Regions from separate parts of the Mus musculus genome. Here region 2 is linked to region 1. A link is a loop called in an ENCODE intact Hi-C map of the cell type or tissue named here. Cell type or tissue: left cerebral cortex. All regions are shown on one strand.

The links. Hi-C counts contacts between places; a loop is a spot of excess contacts. Peaks named below come from ENCODE experiments on the same cell type or tissue, not always from the same donor. Only the 100,000 strongest peaks of a DNase experiment are listed, where the experiment ranks them.
Region 2: a loop joins it to region 1, with 5 times the contacts of the local background. A loop is called at or near these places in 16 of 42 quality-filtered maps.

The regions. Positions count from the first base shown.
Region 1 is chr6:124,927,806-124,935,805 of GRCm38, forward strand. Mlf2 (myeloid leukemia factor 2) reads left to right here and starts at 3,583. Exons shown (of 9, transcript NM_001170341.1): 1 at 3,583-3,781; 2 at 4,294-4,371; 3 at 4,606-4,732; 4 at 4,972-5,007; 5 at 6,149-6,202; 6 at 6,486-6,614; 7 at 6,781-6,940; 8 at 7,428-7,640; 9 at 7,818-8,000. The coding sequence starts at 4,322. The coding sequence ends at 7,615. In left cerebral cortex, CTCF peaks have their summits at 1,726, 3,087 (motif pointing left) and 4,291; DNase peaks (open chromatin) are centred at 3,131, 3,531, 4,289, 4,746 and 2 more places; H3K4me3 peaks cover 2,370 bases; H3K27ac peaks cover 2,753 bases.
Region 2 is chr6:124,856,644-124,864,643 of GRCm38, forward strand. P3h3 (prolyl 3-hydroxylase 3) reads right to left here and starts at 1,074. Exons shown (of 15, transcript NM_013534.5): 1 at 553-1,074. The coding sequence starts at 1,044. Gpr162 (G protein-coupled receptor 162) reads right to left here and starts at 7,340. Exons shown (of 5, transcript NM_013533.4): 1 at 7,028-7,340; 2 at 4,176-5,479; 3 at 3,380-3,569; 4 at 2,849-3,006; 5 at 1,801-2,577. The coding sequence starts at 5,042. The coding sequence ends at 2,026. Gm32404 (a long non-coding RNA gene) reads left to right here and starts at 1,164. Exons shown (of 3, transcript XR_378023.2): 1 at 1,164-1,277; 2 at 1,364-2,593; 3 at 2,775-4,127. In left cerebral cortex, CTCF peaks have their summits at 502 (motif pointing left), 3,275 (motif pointing right) and 7,087; DNase peaks (open chromatin) are centred at 485, 1,106, 3,011, 3,297 and 9 more places; H3K4me3 peaks cover 5,519 bases; H3K27ac peaks cover 6,511 bases.

The DNA.
Region 1 (8,000 bases):
CTTATCTACCATATGCAAGGTCCTGGTTACACACACACACACATACACACACACACACACACACACACAATACACACACACACATACACACACACATACACACACACATACACACACACACACAATACACACACATACACACACACACACACACACACACATACACACACACACACACACACACAGAGGCATGCAAAGATAAAATGGAATGGTATGAGATTCTTAAGGTTTTCTGTTTGCTATCTTTTCTGACATCATCTCACATAGAGACTTGCTATGTATCTCTGGGATTACAGATTTATATCTAACAACATGGCAACATCCTTACAGTCTGAGAGAAGGAAGAGAAAGGACTTAAAGAAAGGAGACAGGACAGCAAATAACAGACAGAAAAAGAAACCTGGAGATATAGCTTGCCACGGCGGCACCCAACTAGAATCCTTGTAGCCAGGAAGCTAAGGCAGAGTTACCATTAGTTCAAGTGGTCCAGCCTGGGCTATATAGCAAAAACCTATGTCAAAACAAACGCAACACACAGGCAAGGAGACTAAAAGACCACACCTCAAGGTGGCAGGGGCTGTCTTAGCCTTGTCTGTCTGTTTAATACACTAGACCCAGCACAGAGCACGTGCTCATTAAACAGCTGTTGAGTGGCCAAGCAATGTAGAACTTGCTTTGATGGCCAGGTAGGGAGCATATACCTTTAGTCCCAGAGCTACATAGTGAGAGTGTGGGAGACTTGCTTTCAAAAGAGACAAGAAAAAAGAACATTTGTGTAGGATATCTTTAAGTGTAGGTGGCAGAATGCTCATTGAAGTAACATTCTTTTGTTTTGTTTGTTTTTTCAAGACGAGTTTTCTTTTCTTTTTTAAATATTATTTGTTTCTGTTTATACAAATACACTGTAACTGTCTTCAGACACACCAGAAGAGTGCATTAGATCCCATTACAGATGGTTGTGAGCCACCATGTGGTTGCTGGGATTAGAACTCAGGACCTCTGGAAGAGCAGTCAGTGCTCTTAACTGCTGAGCCATCTCCCCAGCCTGCTACATCCACTCCAGTAGTGACAAGCGCGACAGGCCCCAAAAACCTGGGTGCTGTCCCGAGGCGAAAAGTTCATGGAAACTTAGTCTCCTGGAACCTTGGCATCCTGTATAACGAATGCTCCAATGTCCTTGCTTTAGTTGGTGAACAGATCTGTGTGCTTTCCCTTAATATTCCTTTATTACAAGTGCTCCTAAGGATTGATATTTTGACATATAGCTAAGTTAGATTCTAGGCAGTTATTGATCCGACCTTGGGCATGGATAGCTAAGTCACTGCCTTACACAGGAATTTACCATTATCTAGGAAGAAGTAAGTTTGTGATCCAAGGAGGAACCAGAGTAGATACTTAGAACTATAGATAGCTGAGTTACACCCATACACAAGTATTTACAATGGCCTAGGGGGAAGGTGGACTATATTATAGACTAGAGAAGGATGTAGCCTTGGCTGTCCCAGCTCTCCGGAGCTTGATTGCTCTTCTCCTCCCCCTTGCTCCCCTCCCATACCAGGCTGACCTCAAACACCGAGATCCACCTGCCTCTGCCTCCTGAATGCTGGGATTAAAGGTCACCACTGGCCAAAGTAACCCTTTTATATAACCAGATTTATTTTTATTTTCTATGTATTTTTGCCTATAGGTGTGTACAATGTGTACACAATCCCTCTAGAGGCCCAAAGAGGGCATTGGATAGCCTGGAACTGGGGTTTTACCGATTGATGATTGAGAGTCACAAAGTGGGTCCTGGAACAAGGTCCTCTGCAAGGTAGCAAGCTCCTTTTTCAGATTTATTTTCCGTGTAGATGTGTGCCAGTATGCCAGGTGTGTACACACCCTTGATTTCTGCAGTGCATGTTAGAGCTGCTGGAGCTGCAACTCTGCAGCCATCCTGGGTTGCTCTGGAATAGCAGCAAGCTTTATTTATTTATTTTTTAAATTTTATGCTTTTGGGTTTTTTGTTTGTTTGTTTTTAATTTTATGCTTTTGTTTTTCTTCTAGATAAGCTATGTAGCCCAAGTCAGCTTCTAACTCACAGAGATCATCCTTTTTCTGCCTCCCTCCCAGTGCCCCACCAACCAGCAGGCATGTTTAGCCACTGAGCTGGCTCTGCAGCTCTGAGGTACTCTGGATGGAATGTCAAAGTGCTTTTCTTTAGAGCAAGAAGAAAGGACAATTGTCGGGTGGGATACCAAGAGGCATTTAAAGAAGGTCTTATATATCAAATATCAATGAAAAACACATTTTCTCCTTTTTTTTTTTTTTTTTGGCTTCACTTTGCCAATCTGTCAGCTTACGTTAACTATATCACTGTTTCTTCTCTTAGCACTATTTTTTTCCCACTAGCAATGATCAAATCGAAAGAAGCTGAGAGTCTCTGCTCCCAATCTTTTCCTGAGTAACCACTGACCCTTTTCCCTCAGGGAGTTGGTTAGAATAAACCTTTCTCTTCAGATCAGGTTCCACACGGTACCAATGTGGCTGACAGCCAGAGTAAAGAACTTGGGACAGTTTTGAGTTTGGATCTCTGTGGGTCAAAGTCTACCCAATACAGTTCAAATCCTCTGACCCAAAGGGGAGGGCTCTTCTCTCCAGCTCAGCCAGATTTTGTGCAAGACAATTAGTATGTCAAAATACCAGTCTCTGGCTTTGGAGTCAGCCCTCTTGGGCTTACTTTTTAGCTCCACCCCTGGGTGATTCTGCTTAATTTAGCTCTCCACCCCTTTATTCTTCTAAACTTTAGTCCCTTGACCTATCTACCTGCTCAGAACAAAGAAAGTTTTAAAGACCTACGACCTAAAGGAACTGGACTATAGCTTAGTGGTAGGGCATGTGCTTGGTATGCCCAAGGTCCTGAGTTGGGTCCTGAGCACTAAAACCAAAACCAAAAAACGACAACAAAAAGCAAACAGACTTCAGAACTAACGCCTTTGCCCAGGCCAACCCTTCACAGACAGGTCCTGGAGTGGTCCAGAAGCCTAAGCCAACACCGAGTCCTAAGGAGCTAAGGATCCAGCCCGGCCCAGGATCGCCCTCTGGCGGCCAAACTCCCAACCTGGATTCCCTTCCCTGGTTGGCCTTTTCCAAGGCTTAACTAGACCTGAGCTAAATTGTCACCTCCTTCTCTGCGTCACTCGGAGGACACCGCCCGCCCGAGCGTCTCTCCAGAGGGACAGGCCCACGCGCTCCCCTGGTTAAGCGCCCCTCCTGCAGTGTGTTTAAAGGTCCCCGCAGGGATCCGCCCCACCGATCGCCCCCAGACAGCCCGCCTCTCCCCCCCCCCCCCCGCAAAAAAGGTGCGGCACACCCTGCCCCCACGTTGCGCTCAGCCGGTCCCTCCCGATTCCGCTCCGCCCCCCCCCACCTTTGCAGGAGCCTCTTCCTGTCCCCAGATCCCCGAGCCAGCTTAATGACACCTCCCACCCGCCCCAGAGGACCCGCCCTCCGGGGCTCCACGGCGCGCGCGCCGCCCTCCCTCCCAAGCAGGTGGGCGGAGCTCCCGCAGCCCGCCCCCGGGGCCGTCCGTCGTGACGTCACTTCCGTTCGGGCCTGACCGAAGATCGGCTTCTCGGGCCGAGGGCGGGGGTACGGAGGTGGCAGGCGAAGGCAGGAGGCGGTGCGGGAGGCGAGAAGCTGCCGCGCGGACCAATCCTTGCGTCCCGGGCCGCGACCCTGCTCCTGCAGCGCCCCGAGGAGAGGCCGGCCGGATGGGCCGCTGAGCCGGAGTCGGGGACCGGTGAGGCCAGGGCGCCGCGGCCCGCACGGCTGCAGGGATGCGATCCCGGGAGTGGACCTTCCTCTCCGGCTCGCCCGGCGGGAGGCACGGGCTGGGGCAGTGGCGGCCCGGATCGGTGGGCAGTGAGGCCTGCCCGGGGAGGCCTGGTAGCGCCCAGTGCCAGCAGAAGGCGGAGTAGTTGGGGGTCATTAATGGGGTGGCGGGCCGCCGTTCGAGATTCTCATCGAGTCTGGCGTCGGAGGAGGAGCTGACCGTGGCTCGGGGAAGAGAGGATGGCGGGCGGGGGTGGAGGGGCACCACTAAGAGGCTTGGGAAAAATTCCATGACCGGCTTGGAGAGCTGCTGGCTCTCAGGTCTCATAGGTTATATGGCTCACCTGGCGAAGGATCTTCCCTGGAGTTTGGAGGGGTCAGTGATAGTGTATGCAAGAGGCAGCCTTAAGAGTAGCAACACTGAGCTGGTGTGCATAAGCCTGGCCGCCTGCAGGAAACACAGCCTCCGTATCTTCACAGTGTGGAGCCCCCTGGAGCTGAGATCACGATGTTCCGCTTCATGAGGGACGTGGAGCCTGAGGATCCCATGTTCCTGATGTGAGAATTCCCTCCCCCTCGCGCCCTCAGCCCATTCGGATTCAGGTCTGAGCAGTTCAGGCAGACCTTTGAGTTGGTTCCCTTGGCTGGAACCAGTTAGAATTAGCTGGATACTCAGCTGCCGCTCTCAGAGGGAAGCCGGCATCCGTGCCACTGTGTACCCTGACTTCATTTCGGGGAGGTGAAGAAGGCTGGGGGTTAATCTGCCTTCTATAGTGTATGCTCACTCCGCAGGGACCCCTTCGCAATTCACCGTCAGCACATGAGCCGCATGTTGTCAGGCGGCTTTGGATATAGCCCCTTCCTGAGCATCACAGATGGTAACATGCCAGCAACCAGGCCTGCCAGCCGCAGGATGCAGGTAACAGTTGGAACATATCGAGACCTGGGGTGATTAGTTAAGTATGCTGCAGTTCTTGCCCTACAACCAGCTTTAAAGGGACATGACCTGCGTGGGAGGCAGACGAGTGGGGTCAGGAGTCTGGGAAAGGGGCTGTGTGACTCCTGTGGAAAGAAGGAAGGGGGGAACGGAGGCACTGACCTCCTTTGGTACATACAGTTGGTAGGGTGTAGTTCTAACTTCAGTTTCTCGTCTTGTAGGCTGGGGCTGTCTCTCCCTTCGGGATGTTGGGAATGGTGAGTCCCTGTCTTCTCTTCCTGTATCTCTTGCACAAGTGCATACACTCACGTGCGCGCGCGCACACACACACACACACACACACACACACACACACACACACCCCTTAAATGTTATTTCCAAATGCACCACTCTGGTGGTCTTAAAAATCTTCTCTTTGGATAGTTGACATGGTTCAGAGCCCATTGACTATAAGTTAAGGAGCTAGGGCTGCAGAAATGGCTCCCGAGTTAAGAGCACCTGGCTGTTCTTCCAGACAACCAGGGTTTGATTCCCAGCACCCACATGGCAGCTCACAACTGTCTGTATTTGTAGTCTTAGGGCATCTGATGCCATCTTCTGTTCTCCACCGTCATTGCATGAATGTAGAGAGCAGACGTACATGCAGACAAAACACTCATACACAGAAAGATAATAACTAGAACACTCAAATGCTACTGACACTCAGAAGTTCTTAATCACTGGGGAAAGTAAAAATGTACAGCGGTTCTTTTGAGGAGGGAAAGTTTGGGGTTCTTTTACAGCTCTAAATATTCAGAGGGGTTTTTTGGTTTTTTTTTGTTTTTTTTTTTTTTTGTTTTTTTTTTTTTTTTTTTTTTTGAGACCAAGTTTCTCTATAACAGTCCTGGCTGTCCTGGAACTCACTCTGTAAACCAGGCTGCCCTCAAACTCAGCTCTGTTTACCTCTGCCTCTCAGTGCTGGGTTAAAGGCAAGCCCTGTCAATCAACATTTAGCGTGATCAGAGGTTTTAATTCATTGCCTTTGGGTCACTTCCTTAAAGATCGGGATGAGCTGGGTGTGGTGGCGAACGCCTTTAATCCCAGCACTCTGGAGGCAGAGGCAGGCGGATTTCTGAGTTCCGAGGCCAGCCTGGTCTACAGAGTGAGTTCCTGGACAGCCAGGGCTACACAGAGAAACCCTGTCTCAAAAAAAACCAAATTTAAAAAAAAAAAAAAAAGATTGGGACGGCAGGCAGGAGAAGCATTAGGGCGGTCACAGAGCCGGAGAAGGTAGCCAGCAGTTCATGGGGAGGAACTTGAGTGGTCAGGCTAGATGTAAGAAGGAAAAGGGGTCTGTCCTCAGGTGAGTGGCTGGCCCCAAACCGCTGACTAGTCTTCTGGACTCTCATCTTTCCCCAGTCCGGCGGTTTCATGGACATGTTTGGGATGATGAACGACATGATCGGGAACATGGTATGACTTGCCCCATAGTCTTCCCCTGCCTTGATCTCCGTAGCAGCCAACATGGTTGGGGGTGTGGGGTGAGCTAGTGACTAAGTTGAGTCAGAGCACCAGGGGTCCTGTGTTTGTTCTTAGACCCATGAGTGATTACGTATGCTAGTGTTGGGCCTGAGGAATCGGGGCGGTTGTGATGCGAGTTTCCCATCCTCACGTATTTTGAGGAAGATGTAGCAAGAGCCAGCAGCTGAAGGGAGCTCCCTTCTGCAGAGTAGGCCCTCATTCAGTCCCTCCTCAGGAGCACATGGCTGCAGGGGGCAACTGCCAGACCTTCTCCTCCTCCACTGTTATCTCCTACTCCAACACTGGGGACGGCGCGCCCAAGGTTTACCAGGAGACGTCGGAGATGCGCTCTGCCCCAGGCGGGGTGAGTAAGGAACCCCTCTATCTCAGAGGAGGTAGGATGGATCGGCATCCACAGGAACCAGGGTCATCTGTTTTCAGGACTGGGTCGTGGGTGGCTGGTTCGTCCCGGGGAGATGTAGCCAGGGCTTTGTGGGGAGAAGTGAATGAGCCTATTCACCTCGTCCCAGATCCGGGAGACACGGAGGACTGTCCGGGACTCAGACAGTGGTCTAGAGCAGATGTCCATTGGGCATCACATTCGGGATAGGGCTCACATCCTCCAGCGCTCCCGAAACCACCGCACAGGGGACCAGGAAGAGCGGCAGGACTACATCAACCTGGATGAAAGTGAGTGAGCCTGTCTTCTTCTGGGCAGCAGTCCCTGAGCTAGTTGCTGTAGACTGGAGCATAGCTTTCTCTACCATCCCACAGGTATCTCAGGCAGAGCTGTGGGTGAGCCCTGTGCTTAGGCTCTGTTGCCAGCTTCAGGGCTGAGTCAGGTGTTGCCAGGGAGGGGGCAGAGCTTGACTGACGTCAGGTGCTGATGGTTGTAGTTTCCTCTATCGGGATTGGTGGCTTTTCTTTTCCACCCTTTACTTTGTCTTTCTCAAATGAGTGCTTTATTAGCTTTCGTGATGTATAACTCCAGTAATTGTGCCTCCCCATGGTGTGTAACCCCAGTAGTTGTGCCTCAGGCTTGCCAGTGGCATCCAGGAACTGTGTTGAAGCTAAGATGGCTCCCAACCCCCATTCTCCCATGCATGATCTCAACCTTTGCCCTGGTTTCTGATCTCAGAATACTGTGGCTTCCATGGCTGCTCTCTGTCCTCTTTAGGTGAGGCAGCAGCATTTGATGATGAATGGAGAAGGGAGACATCCCGATACAGACAGCAGCGTCCTCTGGAATTTCGACGGCATGAGGCATCTGTGGGTGGGGGGCGAAGGGCTGAGGGGCCTCCCCGCCTGGCGATCCAGGGACCTGAGGACTCCCCCTCCCGACAGTCCCGTCGTTATGACTGGTGAAGGCCCCAGGCTCTCAGCTTCTCATGTAAGTGCCTGAGAGGGAATAGTGGGAATGTGACAGACCAGAGGAGGCTGGCTGGCAGATCAATGTAGTTAAGCTGTCGTGGGACAGGAGACTTGCTCCTTCTGAGTGGCTGGAAGATGCTCCTGACCCCAGACTTCTGTGTCCTTTCTCTGACAGGCTCATCTTTCCTTCCTCCAGGTGCAGGCTGAGCGGCTGAGTAACCATCCTTGAAATGACTGTCCTTTCCAACCTCTATCCCAATTTAATATTAAATTAACAGGCAAGCTGGCCCCGCCTCTCCCTGGGTCTCAGGGAGAGCCTTCTACTGCCCCCCTTACCTACGTTTCCATCTTCACCCCTCACTGCGTGTCCCACCCATCC
Region 2 (8,000 bases), 71 kb before region 1:
TTCCGAAGCTCGATTCTTCCCCAAGAGAAAGCTCCTACTCAAACGCCCACTCCTGAACGAACACATGCACTCTCTCTGCCTGTCTCTCTCTCTCTGTCTCTGTCTGTCTGTCTGTCTCTCTCTCTGTCTCTCTCTGTCTGTCTCTGTCTGTCTGTCTGTCTGTCTCTCTCTCTCTCTGTGTGTGTGTGTGTGTGTGTGTGTGTGTGTATGGTTTGGGGCACCTCTCCATCTGCTCTTCGTATCTGAAAGGTTGCATTCATTAGCCTAGACCCGCTAAAATAAAACTGCGGAGCCCTCCCAACATATTCGGTCTACTCCCACTCCTCTTCATTCCAATTTGACACGTTCTCCACGCTCTCTCTTGACCCTCCCTCTGCGGCCATCGCAAGTCCTGGCCACGTTTCAATGGTACCCACACAAGAGTAGAACTCCGTTATCCGCCCTCCAAGGCTCCACCCCCGAGTCCGGGCGGCGAGCATCCCGCCCTCTCCTGGTCAGCTCCCAGTAAGACAGTCAGTAGGCTTGGGGTAGCACCCTGGCCGGCCCCCGCACCTGGTAGTAGGCCCTCTGCAGGTAGTTGTAAGGCTCCCGCCGGCGGAAGGCATCCCGCAGCGCGCTCCCCACGCGGAGCCGCGCCGCGCCCCCCGGGCCCAGCCTCCGCACCGCGCACTGGGTCAGGCACTCGGCGCGGCGGAGCGTGGCGCGCAGGAGCAGCGGTTCCCAGACCCCGGGCCCGGAGACAGGATGTGGGGCTCCGAGGAGCTGGGAGGGGAGCGCGGCGCCCGGCTCGGCCGCGCAGCTCGCCCCGCACTCCTGGCGCGCGCGGCCCAGCGCCGCCCGGCTCCGCAGCGCCTCTCGCAGCAGCGCCACTGCGGGCGCCCAAGCCCCGGCCGAGTAGGCTCGCAGCCCGTCCGCGTAGAGCAAGTCGGGGGCCTGGGGAGGCGACCCCGGTGACAACTGAGCCAGGCCCGGGGGCTCGGGAGGCTCGGGGGACCCCGGGGGAGGCAGCAGCAGCAAAAGCAACAACCGCAGGAGCCGGAGCATGGTGCCAGAGTCGCGGGCCCACCGCCGAAGGGAAATGCGGAGACGGGAGGGAGGGAGGGAGAGGAAGGAGGGGGGGTAGGGGGAGGAGAAGGAAGGAGAGATGGAGAAGAGGAGGGAGAGGAAGAGAGAGGGAATGAGTGATGCCAAAGAAACCTGCTGGATTTAGGCCTGCCCCTGGGAAAACCGAAGTGAGACGGAGTGAGAAATCCGAGGGACACATGGGTCTAGTGTGGGTAAGAAAGGGAAATGGAGAAAGAAGGGTGAAATAGGGCTCCTGGCCTGTGACGTGGGGGTAACTTCGTTTCCGTCCATCCTTGAGTCCTGGAAAAGGATTGTGGACGCCCCTCACACGTTCATCTACCCACGCTCCTGCCAACCCACCATGTGAAGATGGATTTTCGAAACGCTGCCTGGAAGAGGGTGACTCCGTGTTTGGGACACCAATTCTGGCACCAAAACTTTTCTACTCAGAAACTGAGCGCCCAGACGCATTTAGGGGAGATGGGAATTGAGTACTTTTTACTAATTTAAGCAAAGATCCTTCCCATTCAAACTAACACACTCTAGTGTCCCTTGCTCCACCCCAGGATCTTACGCTCCTACGCCCATTTCTCCTATGTCTGTCTGCGTCGTATTGGGCCGTCTCTTTCTATACCTCTTCCCCCTGCCCTTTATCCGGTTTGTCCTCTAGCCACTTTCCCTCGCCCAAGCCACTGACCATTTGCCCCCCCTCCCCGCAAACGCTGAACATCAAGGTTTCCACGGCAACTCAGCCTTTTAATACATTTTGCTAGGGGTGAAGACGGGTGCGTTGGGTATCTGGTCACTTGGATGGGAGAGAGCTGGGGCTCTAGAGCCCGGATGTAGGCCCCCCCCCCCCCATCTCCCTGGAGGCAGCTGCCATAGACTCAGGGCCAGGATGAGGCATACTCACTCGCTCGTGCCTCCCCCCCCCCTCCAGTGAAGCAGGCCTATGCGGCCTCACAGGGTCAACTGGGGGAAGATGGGGTTACCTGGCCCCCAGGGTCTTCCCCAAGCCCTTGAACTCCCTTCGCTCCCGGTCAGGGAACAGCGTCTTCCTGCACTTAACCCCAAAGGAAGTCCAACGGCTCGGCTATCCGGAGACCCAAGGGAGAGCCGTCGAGGTGAAAAACCCAGTGGTCTAGGCCTACGAGGAGAGGGTCCTGGTGACGCAGTTGGAGAAGGCAGAGGTGTCTCATCGATGAAGGTGGTGATCTCCTCCCGGAAAAAACCGGGACCTCGTGGGGGTCCCCCACCCGACCCCAGAACCCCACTTTCTAGAAACTGTCGAAGGCTGGCCAAGCCCCCGCCTTCAGCCTCTTCCTCATCCTCCTCATCCTCCAGCCTGTGTCTCTGTCCCAGGTATTCTGGAGGGCCTCCGAGGGCTCGGCTCTGGGCTGGGAGGATCCGGATATCATCCGATGAGGACCACTTGTGCAGGAAGGAGCCTGGTGCCCGAGGAGTAGAAAAGATGTTGGTCTCATCGTGGGATAATCGTCGGGACAAAGGGACCTGGGAAGAGGAGCAGGTGAGACCTGGAGATGCTGCAGAGACAAAGGTAAAGGTGACAGGAACCAAGGTGGGGACTCTGCAAGATGGCTTCATACTCTTCCTTTTCTCCAACGTGTTTACTCTAGTAGGCAAACCTGGTTCTGAGAGATCTGAGGGAAACTTTCTTCCTCTTGTCTCTCCTTTACCTGACCCCCTAGGGTACCCTGCAGTCCAAAGCCAAAGAGCAGTGGTGCAGGAGACCAGAATGGAGGTGAGTCCTTCTGTCCCATACCTGTAAGTAGTGTACTCTCTCCAGCGGTGGGAAGAGCATGTGCCGCCCAGGCAGCAGCTTCACCTGGGTGGGGTCCCGACTCCCTGACCCTGTGGCCCCGTTAGCATCAAAGCGAATTTTGCACACTCGGCCATCTGTGTAGTCGTCACAGGTGCCATCTAGGAGCGAGAAGGAGCCCAGTGGGTACAGGCAGAGAAGACCTACCCTCTAGAGCCCCATGCCCTTCATAAAGTCCAGGAGGACTCTTTGACTCCCATCAGTCTGTAAGCCCCAATCCCTGTTTGGCATGGACCAAGCTGGCCGGCCGGTGTAGGCTTCCAGAGAGGAGCAGATGCCTAGTGAAAGGCTCATCAAAGGAAACAGGGCTTGGATGGACAAGTCATCAGGCTAGACGGAGCCTGGAGTTGGCTCCAGCTTAGTCCAGCAGGGGGCACCCCAGGGCAGCACGTCTCCTCAAGGAGAAGGGCAGTAGAAAGGACAGAAAATAGAGGTAGCTATCCAGGAAAGAAAAGGCCCCGTCCCTCCTCTGACCGTCATCACCGTCATCCTCGGACATGATCGCCACACACTGCTCCCACACTGTGCGCACATCTGCACGGTAGCGCTCACAGGACCAGATGAAGGAGGGCAGGAGCAGTGTCTGTGCCATGGAGCACCACAGCACTGCCAACACCATCCATGGCGGAGCTGAGTCTGACTTCAAGGAGAAGAAGCTCACCACCTGACGGGGAATAGGCAATGGCTGGTCAGGCTTGAGAGTCCAGGCCCCACCTAAGCCTGATACCCACCTTTAAAGCAAGGGATTAGGAAGGGAGGCGGGTGAGCCTCTGGAAGGGGTTGAATGATGAAAGGGGAGAAGTGCTATAAACAAATCCCTGACGTTGGGCGCTTGAGCGGAGTGGGAGAGATGGGGGTGGGAGGAGAGTGAGACTCCAAGAAAGTCAAAGACAGAGGAACCCAGGAGTCGGGCCTGGATAGTGTGGTCGGGTGAGCCTGGGGTTTCTACTCATTTCCACTCAGGAGTGCTCAGAGAATGATCTCCAGGGAGAAGCAGGGAATAGATAAAGGCTCAGGGCAGCTAGCCGTGTGACAGGTTGAAGAGTGACAGGGCCTGTGGAGCTGAAGAATAGAAGTGGAAGCAAGGAATGGTCAAAGGAGCTGGGGGATTGAGTAGTGGCGGGTGAGGACTGAGACAGGGAACCCCAAATGTCAGGAGACAGACAGACGAGAGGACGGTAGATGCCGGGCTGGAGATGGAGCTTTTGCGTGGCTGGTAGAACTGGAAGGCCCTGTATATTAAAAAAAGGCTGAAGGACCTCAATCTCACCAAAATGGGCACCCCCGTGAGTGAGTCATAGAGAAAGACGATGGCGCTGACCAAGTTGGTGACCTGCAAGGATGTCTTGGCAGATTCAGAGCCATCCAGCGAGGACCGCCGCTTCCCTCGAGTATCCTCCACCACAATGGCTGGCACCTCAAAAGCTGGCCGGGTACCCAACCCCCCCAGCCCCCCTGCTTTGGTGCCCACACTGCCCCCCGCTCTCCGGGCCTGCCGAGCCCTCCGGGGCCGGGCCCACAGTGTCTGATAGAATGTGATAGCCACACAGACCAACCCCATGACAATGCCCCCAAGAAGCAGGAGGCTGAAGCAGACACCAAAACCGAGGCCGATCTTGGAGACTATGAACTGGCAGCCTCGGGCATAGTAGCGCTCCCCGTTGTTGTGCCAGCCGATGGAGGGCAGCGTGGAGAGGATGAAGCTGACCATCCAGATGCCCATGACGGCATGCAGCGCCTGCTTCTTGGCGTTGCTGAGGCGGTAGTTAACGGGCCATCGCACCATCCACATGCGATGGTAGGAGAGCGAGGCGACCGTGAAGCAGGTGGCCAGGGCCAGCGTGTAGTAGGTGGACACAAAGACCTTGCAGATGCTCTCGTTCCAGTCATAGTCAGAGGAAGCCTGGCGCCGGAGCTGCACCACAGCAAAGGTGGTAAGGGGCACAGCCGCCATGAGTATATGAGTACCGGCCAGGAAGCAGAGCAGTAACTCCAGTGGCTTGTGTTTCTGCTGTTTGGCTGAGATGCTAAGGATGATCCAAGCGTTGGCCAGCAGGGCCAGGAGCCCACAGGCCAGCCAGGACAATGCGTTTGAGCGTAGGGAGGCCTCTTCTGCCCCCAACCCTCCCCGAGCCATTCTATCCTCGGCCCCACCCCCACCCCCTTGAATTCCTGGGGGCGGGGGCTAGGTCTCACCCTGGAGCCCCGCTCACACACACCCCCATGATGCCCACAGTCCTTGCCTGGTAGCCAGGCAAGCTGACCCCAAGTCTTGCTTACTTCTCAGCATTGCATGAGTGACCCAGCTAAGGCCAGGTGGGCAGGGCAGGGGAGAAGGCAGGGAATTAATAGAGGCGGTAGTCCTCAGCCTCCATATTGGGTGGGGCTTTTTCTCAGTTATCCCTGTAATTGATGGGGGAGGCAAGCAGGCTGCTTCCCCATCTATGAAGCTGGCTGGGCAGCTCTGATTCTCATGCTGGGACTTCCCGGTCTCTTTCTCCAGCGAGGCTTGACCAGTGGGGGGTGGGGTGGGTGTCTTGGTGCACAGGGGTGGAGCTCAGTCACCTGGACAAGCTGTGAGGGAGGATGAGATGAGGAGCAAGCATTAGGCCTGTGCTGTGCTTGGCTCACTTGTACCCCCTTTCCCTTGAAACTATGGAAATGACTGATGCTGAGGGTCGCTGGGGTCATTCAGAGCATTCCCTTGCCTTAAGTCAGATGCCCCCTTACCCACAGGCATAAGACCTCATCTACTTGCAGACTACATGGAAGGGTCTCCATTCCTTTTAGCCTTTTCTCCCTGCTTTGGAATTCCAAGTTTTGTGCTTATAATAGCCCATGCTCAGAACTACCCAGCCCTGTCTCCATGTCCCTAGGTCTCTCTTCAGTTGCTAATGGGAGACAGACAGTGTGATGTGTTCCTCCTTGGGGACTCACATTAAAGCAGGAGCCCTTCTCCTGCATGCCATTCTCCTGGACTTTGTGGTCTTTGTGCTCAGCCTACTTATCTAAGCCTGGGTTTTCACCCCTTCAGCTACCTAAGGAAAATGGGAGGAAGGAGACTGAGACTGGGGTGGGGGTTGGGGGGTTGTAGCTAGGGAACCTGAAGGCGGGGAAGCCACTGACATCAGAAGCATCCAGAAATGGAAAGAGGGGGAACTAGGGAGAAGGAGGAGAGTTTGAGCTGGAGAGAAAGAGGGGGGAAACTGGTAGTATCTGGAAATAGACGGGAAGGTCCAGAAGCCCCCCCCCCACCCGAGGCGGAGATATTGGAGGGAGGTGGGTGGGAAGGAGGAGGATGGAGGAGGAGCCTGGGAACAGTGATGGGGGGGGGGGTAGACCTTAAATAGGCTGGCTGACCTCACTAGGAGACTTTGGGTCTCCTCCCCTGGTCCAGAGCCTCAGTTTCCCTCTGATGGGAGAGAGCAGGAGGGTTCTGGTCTTAGTGATACGGTTCAGGGAGAGCTGGGGAAGGCACTAGGAAACCAAGTGAAACACTGAACAGACTAGAGGCTATAAGACCGGTGTGATGGTTTTGGGGCAGACGGGGAAAGTGGGGCACAGCTGTGCCACCGTTCATTTCCTGCGAAGAGCCTTAGACCCTAGCTCTCCCCCAGAGGTCCCAGTCCACCCCCATCTTTGTCTCTTCCCCCCTAGCCCAGTACATCCTAGTTGCCATGGCAATGGACAGCCAGGAGGAGGTGTAGGGAATAGGTCCGGATGCCCCCCACTGCCCTCCCTTACAGCCTTTGGACCCCTTCCCACTCACCCTCATCCCACCCCCAGACCCAGTTGGTGGTTCCGAAAGAAAGAGAGGGAGAGTCAGAAAGGGAGGGAAGAAGAAAGACGTGAAGGACAGAGAGAAGGGGGTGAAGGACAGAGAGCAAAGGGAATGGGAGGAGGAAGATTGGGGGCTTTCTGGCCGACAGGGGTCCCTCGCCCTTCGCCTGGATGGGATAAGGTCAGGCGGCTCCTCCCTCCAGTCACCTAGGGTGTTCTCTAGGGCAGAAACAGCAGGTGGCTGGGGAGGAGGGCCGGGAGGAGGGGCGCGGAGGCAGCTCGCGGGGTGGGGTGGGGTGGGGGAGTGGAGACACGCGGGGGACCGGGCAGGGGTCCACTTACCTCTGGCTGCGTCCTGCTCTGCCGAGGAGACGCACTCCCGACGAGGCTCGCCCGGGCTCCCGCCGCCTGCCGGCTCCAGCTCGCCAGCCCTCCTCCTTCCTTCACTCCCTCCCTCCGGGCCTCCCTCCCCCCAGCCTGGCCTCTCGGGCTCAGCCCGCGGCGCGCTAGTTTGCGGCCCCTCGAGGCCCCTGTCTCCCAGGGTCATCAGCCTGCGAGCCCGGGGTTAGGGAGCCGCTGACCAGTCTTGGGGTCGGGGGTGGCGAGGGTGGGGCGGGGAAACTGGACGGCGGTGACTTAGAGGAGGAGGGGCAAGGAAGGCGCGGGGAGGGAGGGGGCGAGGAGGACGGCGGGGAGCGGGCTTCATTGGTGAAGCGGTTGGTGTCCTGCCCCCACCCCATCCCGGATTTTCAACACGAATGAGCCCGAAGAGGCAGCTGGTGTTGTTAGGGACCGAGGAGTTAGCTGTTCAGGGAGGAGGAAGCGTGTGTCACCGTGTGTCACTGTGTGCATCCTTATGAGGGCTGTTCTTGGGTAGAGCTCAGAGGAGCCCCGCATGAAGGCCTGCTAGAAGCTAAGGGGGCTTGCGATGCCAGCTGAGATCGCTTGTAAAGTTGGAAGTGCTTGCTTGGATCAAGAAAAGAAGTGGGCTTTTTGTGCACCTGCATACACCTCTTTCTCTTCCTGGAATGCAAGCAGACACTGAGGATAGGGACACGCACAATTGCCACACACGGTTTCTCATAGTCTCTTTCTTCTCCCATACATCACCGTGTAGTCTCTCTGTGAATTACAGAGTCACACACAATGCTTTTAGGATGTGCAGGTGGGCAATCAGCCTCCAGGGAATTTTCCCTTCTCTGGGCAACTTCATCTTCTCCCTGGGTCAGGTCTGGTAACTAAAGCCCCAAAGATTCCTGGGTCCCCCAGAGAAGTGTAGTCTCTGTCTCTCTCCATCTCTGTCTCTCTGTCTCTC